Regions from separate parts of the Homo sapiens genome. Here region 1 is linked to region 2. A link is an interaction called in ENCODE POLR2A ChIA-PET data of the cell type or tissue named here. Cell type or tissue: endothelial cell of umbilical vein. All regions are shown on one strand.

Region 1 (4,000 bases), 440 kb before region 2:
AATTTAGAATGGTTGAGTTACATTAAAATAAACCAAATATGTTAAAGTTTAAGTGTGCAGCCATAGTTTGGGTATTTTTGGTTTATATGCCCTCAAGTAAAAGAAAAGCCGAAAGGGTTAATCATATTTGAAAACCATATTTTATTGTATTTTGATGAGATATTAAATTCTCAAAGTTTTATTATAAATTCTACTAAGTTATTTTATGACATGAAAAGTTATTTATGCTATAAATTTTTTGAAACACAATACCTACAATAAACTGGTATGAATAATTGCATCATTTCTTATTGTGTGCTCTTGTTTCTTTTAACTTGTACTTTATTAAACACATTTTACTGACGCTTTGCTGTATACCAGGTCTATAATCAGAAAGCAGGTGATTTAAAGGAGTTGGAGTTGTCAGGAAAAAGGGATGGTTAGAGATTCAGCTTGCAAAATTTGAATAATTAAAGATAAATGATATTAGCGCCGTAATAAGATTATACACAAAATGTTGAGGAGGCAGAGAGGACAGAGTGACTAAAGTTACCTACCAGTTTTTACTGAAGAGAGATCATTTTATGTTGGTCTTAGTGAGTTTTATTTCCCTAGTTACAGAGGGCAAAGGGATATTGCTAGCAGCTGCATTAGTTTGTGCAAAGGTGTGGAGGCCTGAAAGACCACAACCAGGTCAGTAAAAACAGAGTGATTGTGTGTGTGCCTCTGGTGTAGAAAGATAAGGGAGCAGCGGGGCTGAAAAGGAAGGTGGGGATTAGGCCCAGGCTGTGAAGGCATTCTGTGTTACCCTTATGCATTTGGGCTTCCTTCTGTAAACTTCAGGCAGATAGCGGAGCCCCTGAAGGAAGTGGCATGATCAGTGTTCTAGGAAAGTAACACCGGGGTCTGTGAAAGATGATTATTGGGATGAGCAGCTGTAGGTGACAAGGCCAGTTAGGAAGTGACTAAGAATCCAAGGTTGTGCATTTTGCAGAACCATTTTTACAGAGCAAACAGGGAAGTGGCCAGGCAAGGTTTTTTGCTGCCCCTAGTCTCTTCCTAAAGCTTTGTGCTTTCCAGCTGAACATTTCTATGGTTCTGAGGGGTCTGCTTAAATTCTATCAGATGGAATAGATGGCAGAGAAGAAAAGCAAAAGAAAAGTCTTCAGTAGAACAATCATTTTTAGTTAGAACAGTCACTTGATAATTAACTCCAACAATCTTGTAGGCATAGACCAAAGAAAGCAAAAATGCTTATGGAGGCAAGGCCTAGCCTTGCTTTTGTCCACAGGAATTTTCTTATCCTATTTCTCAAACCGTCCCCCTTATGGCTCCCCTGCCATCTGTCTTTCATCCTAGTCATGACTACATACAATCAGAAGAAAGGGTAGGGAAAACCCACTAATAGCAACAAAAAGCTCCAAGTTTCTGCATATATTATGAATACATAGCTCCATGAGCCCTTCACCTTGCAAATGACTCTCTTTTCCCACATCTGCTAGAATTGTGGGGTTTTAGGCCTTGTTTAGGCTTCTTGTATCTTTTCACAAGTGACTTTTTCTACATCTGCTAGAAATGTGGGTTTTTAGGCTTATTTAGGCTTCTTGTATCTTTTTAAAATCCAGTGCCCACTCCAAAACATAACTGGTATTTAATATTTGTTTCTTACATTACCAAAAGATTGAGAGCAGTGAGTTTTAAATAGCAAGGTGTTTTGCCTTCCCATTGAAGTAAGGTTTTTTTCAGCCCTTTTTCACAACGATTTGGTAAGAACCCTCTTGCAGAGATGAATGAATTAAAGTGGAGACACACAGTGGATAAAGCTGGTTTGCTTAGTGGAACGAGCACAGTAGCAGCTAGCCTTGATTAGTCCTTCTTCATCCTGTTTTACTCATGTAAAATGGAGATAAGATTACCTATCTTGCAGACTTGTGGCCTCTCCTACAACTCTGCAACCTCCCTCAAGGCAGGTAATGTCTGGTTCATTATTGTAGCCCAGTAGTGGACACAAGTGCCAGCAAGCAGTAGGTGCTGAATTAATATTTATTGAATAAATGAATGATTAGAAATAATGAATACAAACTACCTGGCACATGATAGGTGCTCAATGGAGTGTGGCTGTTTCTAAAACCCAGGTGATAGCAATAGGAAAACTTAAGGCATCAGAGAGATCTGTGTTATGACATGTACATCTATATAACTATGTTTTTCAAAAAGAATTTTTGATCTTTATTCTAAATTCATAATGCTTAGAGATATGTAATAGTACTTATACATTCTTCAGATTGTTTTGAGGAAAATCTCAACAATTACTGTAATGCCATTTGGTTTCTTCAAAAATTTTAAACTCTTGTTTTTCTTTCCTGATTGAGCATAACATAAAGTTAACACAGCATTGAAAAACCCAATCATGAAACAGTTAATTTTAAACAAATATAAAATTACCTGGATGGCTTCTATCTCTAATTGATGCAAATATTCTTTAGTCGTTGCCTTAAAAACCATTAAATGTACTTATTGCAAGCTACGTTACAACAAGAACAGAAATCCCCTCATCTACCTAAGGTGTATTGAATGTTGAAAAGTGGAAAATACCTAATTTTTCCACTGGCAACTTCACCTCAGTGTCATAAATAGCATTGCTTCCTCCTTTCCACACTTAACCTAGGATCTTGGTAAGTTAAACTTTTATAATGAAAGGACCCATGAAAGTAGCTAATCTCCTATAATACATACCTTAGTTCCCAAATAAAGAAAAAAGGGTCATTTTTTAGGAAAGAATTATTTGTATACTGTCAATTGAAATATTTCCAAAGCATGTTTTGAGATGCCTTACTGGAGCCCTTGTGAAATAATTGCTTAATTTTCATTTATATAGGTAGAATTTTATTCTTTGATATGTGGTAAAAGACTGAAATTTGGGAGATAAGTTCTCTTCAAATGAACAAAACTCAGTGGCATGATTTGACACCAAGTAAGTATCCCTCAAAGAAGTGAATACTTTTTTTCTTTTTAACAATACTTTGGTAAACATAAGAACCTCTGTGAAAAGGTCGTATTCATGAAAACCACCAAGAAATATTAAGTGAGTGCTTACTGTGGACAAGGGACTATGCTGGCTATATTGAAGTCTACCAAAAAAAAAAAAAAAAAAAATCAGACACACACTCTGGCCTCAAGGACTTCGTATCACTACATAAATACAAAACAGAAAATTACCAGCAACGTAAGAAAGGCCCAGAGAACTGTTCTGGAAGTTCAAAGGATAGAAATCTCCAGAAGGCATATAGGAATGGAATGGAGAAAAAGGTTGTAAACTCTTTGTTCATAAGCTAGCATCGTATTTTGCAAACAGCACAAAAATGTGATCGATTGATTGAATATTGAATATAATTTTGCTAGGTGCTATGAAGAATACAAAGATGTAGCCTATTAGAGCATTTCTCCTTAAGTTGACAATCTATAAGGAAATCATTAAGCACATTAAAAAAAAGATAAGCTTGTTCATTTCAATCATGCTGCTTATTGAATGCCTATCATTTTCCTGGCACTATGTTAGGTCCCAAGGCCACAAAGGTGAAAAAGCAGCCACCTTTAAGGATATGTACAATTTAGTAGGGATACCTGATACCTGTAATACTAGGTGACAAGTGATAATGAGGTATATTCAAGACCTAAGTGTTCCTGGGGCCAGGGAATGTTTGCCAGGTTCAGTGAGACCTGAAAGATGAAGAGATCTGCCAGGTGAATGTGAAGGGCATTTACTCCAGGAGGAGGAACTATAGCTCAGGAAGGTACACACTGAAGGCATGTTTGGAGCTAGCTTTTGGGTGACAGCAACACTCATACAAGATTTACTACATCCTGAGCACTGATCTAAGCATTTTATCAACAGGAACTCATTAGCACTCTCAACAACCCTGTGGGAGTAGGTACTATTATTAGCCCCATTTTGAAGGTGAAAATACTGACACACAGAGATCTTAAGTTGCCCAGAATCATACTGTAAGTGGCAAGACCA
Region 2 (4,000 bases):
CATCAACTCCCCACCTCTAGGTTCAACCTGGAAAATAATCTGCACGCATGTGTATGAGTTTTAGCAGGAGGGGATATGCATGTACACATATGCATATACATACAGGTTTATTTAAATGATTGGATCTACACTTTTGGAGGCTATTTGAAGTATCTTATCAAAATAAAACGCATTTTAAGCAAGAAGTTAAAAAAGCTTTTCAGACCCGAAGGCCATTTAATACAGTAAATCTTACTTGGGTAGTTTAGCAAACATTTTTTAAAACCCACATCCAACAGATTGGTTAGTATTAGATACACAGATTTGGTTTCAAAGCTGAAATACCCCTGGTGGAATAAATCTTCTCATGAAATTCAGTTATATTATGCCACAAAACAGGGACACTTATCTATTGACAACTTAAATATTAACTCAGTGGGCTACCTGGTGATATAAATAGGAAAAAAACAGTGGTCATGGATTAGGAGTGAGAAGACTATGACACCAGCCTACCTTGGACTGGGACCGCAAAGGATGTTAAAATCTATCCTAGAATTTAAAACAGGAAAAATGTCAAATATTCCACTCCCCATTCGGCCCAAACCATCCCCCAAGGAATACACCCCCACCCCACCCCCACATGAGGTTTACTAACCAGCTGCTACAGATGTTACTATGTCACTAATTAACAATGATCACAGAAAATGTGTCATACCAGAGTTTTTGTTATCATACACAATGCATTAGTGGCTGCAGGAATCTTCCTCCAAAAGCTACCGTCAGAAGGCAAACTGACAAATGTCCATGCCGCTGGTCCAAGAAACCACAGCTAAGAGCCATGAGGCATTCATTTGTACATTGAGCTCTCTCTGGCATGCTCCCCACTCTAGTTAGAGGGGCTGGGGTATGGAGAGACCGTCCCAGCCGGGCGCTGCAGCCTCCTACTCCTGGGCCTCCTTGCGGGTCAACTTGTAGATCTCAGTGGGTCCGTCCACATGGGTGATAGTGGTGGTGAGCTGGAGTTCTTCCCCACTATGGACACCCAGATCGCCTGAAACAGGGTTTTCGGTGTTAGATGCATTCAAGGAGGAAGGAGAAGCAAGCTGGGGTTCATCTCATGGACAACTGCCCTGATGCTAGCCCTCTTTGACATTCTGAGCACACAGAGACACCTAGGGCACACAACATTCAGAACAAGGACTAACTCCAAACCTGTTCACTTGGACTTTGCAGAACTTTTTAAAATACCATTTTTGGCTCCTAGATGACAGTCATTAAGATACGTGAGTCAGCTCACTGCTGATATTATTCATAGTAATCATTAACATTTAATGAGCATTTACTTTGTGCCTGACGCTATTCTAATCACTTTGTAAGTGATCTTCTTTAATCCTCGCAGAAGCCCTCTGAAGTAGGCAGTATGAACGTGCCAGCCTTACAGATGAGGAAGCTGGGAGGTAGGCAAGGTAATTGTCCTGGGTGGAGGAGCAGGCCCACAAGAGAGCTGGCAAAGGAACATCTGATGCCAAGACCAATGTGATGGGCTAAACCAGCATAACACCCCTCCCAACGGATGGGTCAGTCAGGCACCAACACATTTGCTATGAATAATTTACAAAATAGGAGCCAGGTGCAGTGGCTCAGGCCTGCAATCTCAGCTACTCGAGAAGCAGGGGTAGGAGGACTGCTTGTGGCCAGGAGTTTAAGATCAGCCTTGGCAACAGAGCGAGACCCTGACTCTAAAAAAAAAATTTGTTTTAATTACCTGCGTGCAGTAACTCACACTTGTAACCTCAGCTACTCAGGAGGCTGAGGCAGGAGGATCACTGGAGCACAGGAATTCTAGGCTGCAGTGAGCTATGATTGCACCACTCACTCCAGCCTGGGTGACAGAGTAAGACTTTGACTCTAAAAAAATAAAAAAATAAACTACAAAGCATCTATGTCACGTGAAAGCAAATAAGACCTGCTTATATCTATCCATAGATTGGGGAAGGAGCCATGTCTAACACATCTAGGAACAATGAGGGGCTTTATTCTCCAGGAAAAAAGAAGTGCCAGAAACGTGCTGTGCATTTCCTTCTGCCCTCAGGATTGTCCTAAGTGTTCTGAACTCATTATCAGTGGACAGTGTTCTGCTAAAATGGAATAATTTGAACTTTTCTAAATTAGTAGGAGAAAAAAATTTTCTCTAAGTTAAACCTCGAAAACTCTGCTACCTGCCATAAGACAAGTGAATGTATAAACAACAAAGGGAAAATGGAAAACGCAACCACGCTCAGTCTGACTGTGTGTGGGGGTGCACGTGTGCACACATGTTTGTGGAGAGGGGTGCTGGGGAATAGAAAGTTAAACTTGTGTCAGTGATTTTTATATTGTGCACATATCATATGATAAGTTTTCTGGAACTGAAGTTTTTCTAATTTAAAGCATAGAATTAAGTAACTAAATGCTGTTTTCCATTGAAATGCCATACCATAACTTAGAAGCAGCCTTGGCCCTACCCTTAGGACTAGTAATCTTATCACTAATTTAAGAACTGCTAGGCATCAATGAATCTGGTGGCCTTAGAACCCCAGATGTCACTCCCACCCACTGGCCCAGCAGGCTGCTTGGCTGGTTCCCTTCACGTGTGCCACGCAGTATTAGTTTCTCATCGTAGACCCATTTCTCTGTGGCTGCACAGCAAAATCAGTCCTATTATTAAATGCCACCCTGTAAGCTCTCTACCCAGGAGATTCCCTGGCCTCAGAAGCAGACTCATTGGCTGCTGCAGAGGACTGCTGAAGACATTTGGGGCTGTTTTGGCAAGGGTCTAATCCACAGGACTATGGGTAGAGAAGGCATTAAAGGGGCATCAGTCCAGCCTCCAGCACATCCACATTCATCTGCCCTCAAGCCAGAGCATAGATGCCAAGTAAGGCTGGTGAGAGGCTTTAGCTGGGCTACTTTGGGCCAAGCTGAACCACCACTTGTACAGTGAGCAACTACTCCCAGGCCAATAACTTGTATTCTCACTGCTGCAACATCTAGTCCACACCTCAGTCAAGCACAAGCAGTCTAAGCTTCACATTTCTCAGTCAAAGCTATTTCTGGATTTGCATATCTGGGCTAGCCATCAGAACTTCAAAGCCAGTTTCATGATCTGCATGTCTGTGTGAGTCATCAAAATTTCAAAGAGTCCTGACCACCCCAGTGGACCCATTAGCACTCATAACCGTTTACCTAAGGAATCCCTTTCCCTGAGGACTTCTTAGAAATAGATGCTAGAGAGTAATTCTACTCAGGCTTTGAACCAAAGATGTTAATTCTTTAAACTTAAAATATGACTCCAATTAGCAGATCTTAGAATATGCATATGATCCTACAGATCACTTGAAAAAACAGCCAAAATTGCCTTGGCTTCTTTATTTAAATGGATACCTATGTCATAATGCTTAACACGTGCCTGACACAGTTCTAAATACTGTACAAATATTAATGCACTTAATTCTCATAGCAGTCCTCAGAGGCACTATTATCATCACTCCCATTCTGCCGATGAAGAAACTGAGGCACAGAGAGGCTAAGTAACTTGCCCAAGGCCCAAGCTGCTAAATAGTGTGTGGGATTCAAATAAATAGGTGCCAGGATGCAGGCTCTCAACTTTTGGGTTCTGCTGCCTCTTCTTAAATATTCAAGTTTCCAGCAGCCAGTGAGACTGCCAGTGAGGTATGAAGTCCACACACACAGCATTACAGCTAAAAATATCCGCATACAGCCGGGTGCGGTGGCTCACATCTGTAATCCCGGCACTTTGGGAGGCTGACGGCGGCGGATCACTTGAGGTCAGGAGTTTGAACCAGCCTGGTCAACATGGCAAAACCCTGTCTCTACTAAAATTAAAAAAATTAACCGGGTGTGGTGGCGCATGCCTGTAAGTCCCAGCTACTCAGTAGGCTCAGGCAGAAGAATGGTTTGAACCCGGAAGGCGGAGGTTGCATTAAGTCAAGATCGTGCCCTTGCACTCCAGCCTGGGTGA

Evidence for each region. ChIA-PET counts read pairs that join two places held together with the same protein. Peaks named below come from ENCODE experiments on the same cell type or tissue, not always from the same donor. Only the 100,000 strongest peaks of a DNase experiment are listed, where the experiment ranks them.
Region 1: POLR2A ChIA-PET joins it to region 2 with 7 read pairs; 2 of 35 experiments call an interaction of 5 or more read pairs at or near these places.

What each region holds. Positions count from the first base shown.
Region 1 is chr1:67,688,052-67,692,051 of GRCh38, forward strand. It overlaps GADD45A (growth arrest and DNA damage inducible alpha), which reads left to right. Exons shown (of 4, transcript NM_001924.4): 4 at 1-283. Among named protein-coding and RNA genes, the nearest start is that of GADD45A, 4.9 kb to the left of the region's middle. RefSeq lists a silencer at 1,575-1,869. In endothelial cell of umbilical vein, no CTCF peak of the experiment used is centred here; a DNase peak (open chromatin) is centred at 1,940; H3K4me3 peaks cover 5 bases.
Region 2 is chr1:68,125,306-68,129,305 of GRCh38, forward strand. WLS (Wnt ligand secretion mediator) reads right to left here. Exons shown (of 12, transcript NM_024911.7): 12 at 55-1,030. The coding sequence ends at 921. The region is part of intron 8 of GNG12-AS1 (GNG12, DIRAS3 and WLS antisense RNA 1); the gene reads left to right. Among named protein-coding and RNA genes, the nearest start is that of MIR1262, 56 kb to the right of the region's middle. In endothelial cell of umbilical vein, no CTCF peak of the experiment used is centred here; no DNase peak of the experiment used is centred here.